Regions from separate parts of the Homo sapiens genome. Here region 1 is linked to region 2. A link is an interaction called in ENCODE POLR2A ChIA-PET data of the cell type or tissue named here. Cell type or tissue: A673. All regions are shown on one strand. Each heading gives the region's core, and the rest is flanking DNA. Links, peaks and the distances in the headings are about the cores only.

What was found. Peaks named below come from ENCODE experiments on the same cell type or tissue, not always from the same donor. Only the 100,000 strongest peaks of a DNase experiment are listed, where the experiment ranks them.
Region 1: POLR2A ChIA-PET joins it to region 2 with 10 read pairs; 1 of 35 experiments calls an interaction of 5 or more read pairs at or near these places.

The regions. Positions count from the first base shown.
Region 1 is chr2:175,402,619-175,405,542 of GRCh38, reverse strand. No RefSeq gene overlaps it. Among named protein-coding and RNA genes, the nearest start is that of ATP5MC3, 220 kb to the right of the region's middle. In A673, for the core only: no CTCF peak of the experiment used is centred there; DNase peaks (open chromatin) are centred at 532 and 1,502; H3K27ac peaks cover 2,335 bases.
Region 2 is chr2:176,818,344-176,821,267 of GRCh38, reverse strand. No RefSeq gene overlaps it. Among named protein-coding and RNA genes, the nearest start is that of LINC01117, 180 kb to the right of the region's middle. In A673, for the core only: no CTCF peak of the experiment used is centred there; DNase peaks (open chromatin) are centred at 1,787 and 2,237; H3K27ac peaks cover 1,767 bases.

The DNA of each region.
Region 1 (2,924 bases), core at 248-2,747, 1.4 Mb after region 2:
TTGAATACTGCTGATTTTAATATTCATTTCAAACAGACTTCACCTCCATTTAGAAAAATGCTTGGGGTTGAGGGAGCCGTTCACACAATAGAGTGGTCCAAGAGTCCTGAGTAGAGAATTCCCTGTGGCTCTGAGTTCATGGAAACTTGTTCTTCAGCGGGCTGGTGGCTTAGCAATGTCCAGTGGCTACCACATGTATTACCAGTGGTTAGTGAGGAAGGAAAGAGTGGAATGCCACCTCAATCCTACAAAATGGGCTGAGATTCTACTGTCAAATGAAAGTATATTATACATTCCCTTCTGACACCATATCAAGAACTTGCCTCAAGGTTAAATAAATTCTAGAAATACTTTTTCCAGAAAAGAACACAACCACTTCCTGTTTTATATTTCCTTTTAGTAAATGGAAACTTTAAAGGCATTAAAGAGAAACATAGCAACTTTAATTTGTAATGTCTTTAGCTTCTGTCAGTTTAAATTAAGCCCATGATATCTGAGCACAATTTCCTATATTTAATAATACATAAAGCAAGATAATTAAAAGGTATGCATGCATGCTGGGAGAAAAACGCCTTTTGAGTAAAACACTGACTTTAATCTCTGCCTCTGTTGATGAAATATAGTGAAACCAAGCAACTAAAAGGAAAAAGAGAAGAAAAAAGACAATGGCAGAGACTATTCCTCACACTGGCTCTTTCTTCTGAGCCTCAGACTTCCAAATCCAGTGATTTACTGGACATTTCCACTTAAAAGTCCTTAAAGTAGACTTCACAGACAGCATTCAAAACCAAACTCAGCACCAAAGCCCCCAAAACCTGCTGTGTCCCTCACTTTAGGAATGGGAAAACCACCAGTCCAGTAACTTGAGAGTCATCCTTGACTTCTTCTTCTCCCTCAGAACAACCACCCACACACACATGCACTCATACACACATGCACATACACACACGCAAACACATATATATCTAATCGAGCTCCATGTCCAGTTATCTCTACTTCCTACTCAACGGTATCCAAACCCACTGCTACCACCTCACCCAAGCAATCTAGACCACTTCAATAGCATCCTAACTGCTTTCTCTGCCCCCAGTTTTGCCCCTTTCCAATTCATTCTCTAGTCAAATTCAGAGTGATCTATTTAAAACACAAAAGTGATCATGCCATTTTCTGTTTTAAAACATCAGTAGCTTTCCTTAGGAAATAATCGAGATAAATCAATTTTCCCTTTTATTGGTAAGCCCTACTTCTCCAGTATCAGTCTTCATTAATCCTACCCCCTTGCCTTCTACAGACTACTCAGACTGACCTTTGGTTCCTCCAACATACCATGATGGAACTTGCCTAAAATTCTATTGCTCACTGTTATACTTCTTTTAAATCCCAGTTAACCTGCCCCTTCAAGTCCATGAGTCCTTCTCATGTGCTCTCATTGCATGCTAGATACATCCCAACCAGAAGACACATATCCTGAAGGTGCCTGTCTCCTTAATATATCCCCCACTAGATTACAAATTCCGTGCAGGATTATACATGACATGTTCCTTTTTAAATACCCAGAAACTGGCACACAGTAAACACTGAGTAAGTATGGAAGGAAGGAAGGAAGGAAGGAAGGAAGGAAGGAAGGAAGGAAGGAAGGAAGGAAGCAAGGGAGGGAGGGAGGGAGGGAGGGAGGGAGGGAGGGAGGGAGAGGAGAAAGAAGAGCTATGGATGTGTCTTTAATTTGTCCTTAGGAGACAGTGTCCTATCTGTATACTTAGGGACAGGGATTCCTTTAGTACTGATGTTCCCTCACTGAGAGATAGTAGGGCAAGTCCCCTTAGGTGTTCCACAGTTACAGGATCAGGGAGAGCTTCACCCAGATCTATTTAAAATCTCTCACTCAGTTCTTCTGGGACCAGAGGCTTACATTGATAAGATGATTGCCCCATACTAAACTGTAAGTTTTTTGAAGGCAAAATTCATATCTAATTCATCTTTGCATTTCCACAGCACACAGTATAATGTCCTCCACAAGGAAGGTGTTTAACACATATTTGTTGAATGAATTAATGAATTACTGAGAAGCTAGAATTAGACCTACAAACGGATCTTCAAAGACTCATGGCTTGGGCCTCCTTAGCGTAGTAGCACTGCTAATGAATCAGTTTGCCCAAAAAGCTGACACATGTGCTGGCCACCTGAGTTCTCACCATTCTGGCACTGAGCTGATCCCAATTACTGGAAGCTACAGGATGGGCAGCAGACTTTCTGGGCAATAAAGGAAGTTAGGTCAGTAGGCACCAGAAGCCTTGACCTCTAAATTCTCAAATGATTCCTTCCTTATACAGAACAAGCAAAATGCACAAATACTCTTTCACTGTTTGTCAGAGTTCCTGGGGCAACTGAGGCTGTGAGGCGAAAAAAGATTTGGGGCACATTGTAGAAGGCAGCTAGAGTCTATATGTTTAACTTAGCATTGCAGAACATTTTATTTTAAGCCAGTGTATAATTAGAGAGCCTGCCATGAAAATGAGCGGTTTCGTTTATTTATTATGTAAGTATGCCTTTTATTAAAATGACTTTGTGAAAATCTAATTGCCACTACAGTAATATAGCATAGCAGTCCCTTACATAAATACATGATTATTATGTACAGTCACTTATCTGTGAACGAGTTCTGCTACTACTTTCCTTAATTAAGGATACAAAAGGGCTCTTTCATCTTTGCATATTCCCTTGCCAGGACACTGATACTCATTATTTCCTAAGTCCAAACACTGAAACTGTGTCAAGAATGCATCCATCACTGGATGGGTACTTATAGTCAGCAGAATTTTCAACCCCGTCAGCAATTTCAGCAATTTGCAATTTCTGTATGTCTGACATGTGTTTTTATTGGTGAAGATCACTTTCAAATACCAAGATCATGAGAATGATTCTTT
Region 2 (2,924 bases), core at 310-2,809:
TGGGGGAAAAAGCAATCTCCATGTAAAATCTCCATTAAAATAACCTTGTGGGCTTATCTGAAATTAGCACCTTCACAGTTTTTGTTCTGACTGTTGGTTTAGTTTGCCTACTGTGCCTTGATCTTATACTTGATATGCCTCTCTAATCAGATAAGAAAATAGTTGAAGCATTTTTGGACTGTAGACCAACATTAATGTTATTCAAAAATAGGAGTTAGGCATGGGGCTCAGATTTTTACCTTTTTTATTTGTGTATGATTTAGTGTTCATCCTGCACTAGACACTAAAATGCATTGTTTAATTATCTGAGCTCAACACACCATTTTATAATTCATTAGTCAGTTGCTCTTTGCAAAAGCTTATTTCTTATGAAACAAAAGTGGGAATCATGCAACTGGACTATTTATCTCTCTTTAGGGGTTGGGGGTTAATATCTGATAGCTCATAACATCTTTATTATAATGCATTTATAATGATTTACTGGAATCATTCTATGGCTAAGTATCTAATGTCAAAGCTGGGATCTGGCATGAAATAAAATGCTGTATCCTTGGGTAGCTCTAGGGAAAAAAAGGCCCCAGCCAATATTTTCTGTGTAATTCTACAAACTGTAATAAGGGTAGGGGTAATTGCCTTAATGTCAATTAAGCTATTAATAATGTTCATCTTGTCATTCCTAAATATAGCAGTGTCTCAATCATACATTACTGTCCCCTGTTAAGGCTACACAGAAATGAGATCACAGCCTCTGTGGATCAAGAAGTCTGTCTAGCAGCCAGTCTTATTTCCTTTACATAAGGGAAGGTTTGGGGGTTTATTTGGTGTTAATGAAAAATTTCTACTTAGACACACATATGTATTTGTGAGGACAAGCTCTGGTGATTCTTGTGAGCAGGACAAATTCAGTCTTAGAAGCTAAACTGTTCCCTGTTCCTATTCTGCTCCTGATGACCATGAAAGGTGCTCCTGATCAGGACTCGTGTTCCAGGGTCCCGATAAGGTCTGAGGACCCAGACAGTTCAGTAGCAATCATACATGCATTTTAGCAAAGTGTGTGGGAACTAACAAAGTTAGGGAGCACTTGTTCAAGCTACACATAGTGCTGCGTTGTGTGCGTGTTGTTCCCAGGCCACGTGGATGCACGCAAGTTCCTCAAGGACAGAGAAACTACAGGACAAAGAAAATGAGGCTGAGACATTGTCACTGAGACAAGAGGTCAGTGTTTCATCAGCAAATTTCAGCAAAGTCAAGGGTAAAGTCATATTTGGAAGAAGGAATAGAAGATGAGCTATAGGATTTTGGCGAACAGGGAGAATATTGCCAAATCTCCCCATTCAGCTCTAAATCAGGACCACTTATCGTGCAGTGAAGAAACAGGACAAGACCCTTCTTTAGTTGGCACTTATCGTTCTCCTGGGCCATGAGATTCTGAGCAGCCACTTCCTTCCGACCCCCCTCCTTGTTGCCTGTCTTGAAGTGAACTTCTACTTGATGATATTTAGAGCTCATTAATTTGTCCCAAGGAAGCTTATTGTATGGCAGTTTAATGACAGAAAACTGTTTTAATGCAAATGGACATGTAATCCCACTAAGCCACTCTGAGGGTGTAAATTTAAAACAATTGCTAGGAACTGACACCGGAGTTTAATAAGATGGAGGGCTAGTTTCTAGATCCCGGTACGCCCAGGGGACCCTGCTTGGACACCCAGCCCTGGCGGTTTTAGTGCAGCCCTCAGTTACCATGGCAATTAAAAATGTCAGGGAGCTTACTGGAGCTCCTTTCAGGTGGTGGGGATCTGAGCTCTGGAGGAGTGGGGGAATGCAGGGAGGAAATAAGTTTCAGCACAGAGAGGAAATGAAGGGTGAGTGGGTGTCTTCTGCTCATTACTCCTCAGGGGACAAGGTTGGACAAGATATGACTGAGACCCCAGGAGGTCACTTTCTGTCCTGGCTTAGTATAAATGCCTGATCCAGGCAAACTCCCACAGACAGAGCACAAAGCCTTACCCAGGACCCCACTTCTCCCAGCAGGTAAAGGGGGAAGCCTGCTTCTGAGGGGTTGGTTGGAAATGAGGCGGAGGCGGGAATTGTGTTTGAATATTTACTAGATTATAATGCTGTTGGATACTACATCATTCATCAGAGGGCCCTGAATAAGGTTATTATGGGTGAAGTCATTTTTGTAATAAAGTTGGCTGTAACTCTGGGTCATAAATCACAGGTTCTGGTACTAAAAAAATTGCTAAACATGCCTCTGTTACCACATACTGTCCTCCTTTTAAATACTTTGATTTTACTACAAATCTCCCATTGACTGAGCTGGGGGAAATACACACAATGAGCAAACGATTCCTTCCGTCCCTGGCAGCAGCCCTGCCAGCATCGGGGCCTCCTGGAATGATTTCCTGAGGTGTGATGTTATTTATGGTGTGCTTTCTCTATCAAAAAGGCAAACAGCATCCCAAGTGACCCCGGAGCATTTGCATCATTGCTTCTCTTGCTAATTGATTCATCCCCTGGCAGGGCCTGAGACACGGGCTGTTGGCTGGACACTCGCTCCCAGCTGCATATCCTGTGGATTTAAGGTGCATAAGAAGCAAAGATGTTAATAAAATCGTTAAATGTCAAAACTGAAAAACCCACACCCATTCAGAGTTCATCAGCTCTTCTGGAATGATCTGTAAAATACCATCTCCTCCCCTTGTCCTTTTCTCATAACCTTTGTTATGTTACCATCTTTGTTATGTTACCTTTGTTTGTTACCATCTCCTCCCCTTGTCCTTTTTTCATAACCTTTGTTAAGTAAGGAGATTAAGAACTGTTATTAACGACACTGATTGTTTAATTTCTTTCATAACTTCTTCCTTTCAAATGAGAGTCCAGTACAGAATGAAAAGGAATGTTATCATATGAAGTGCATTTCA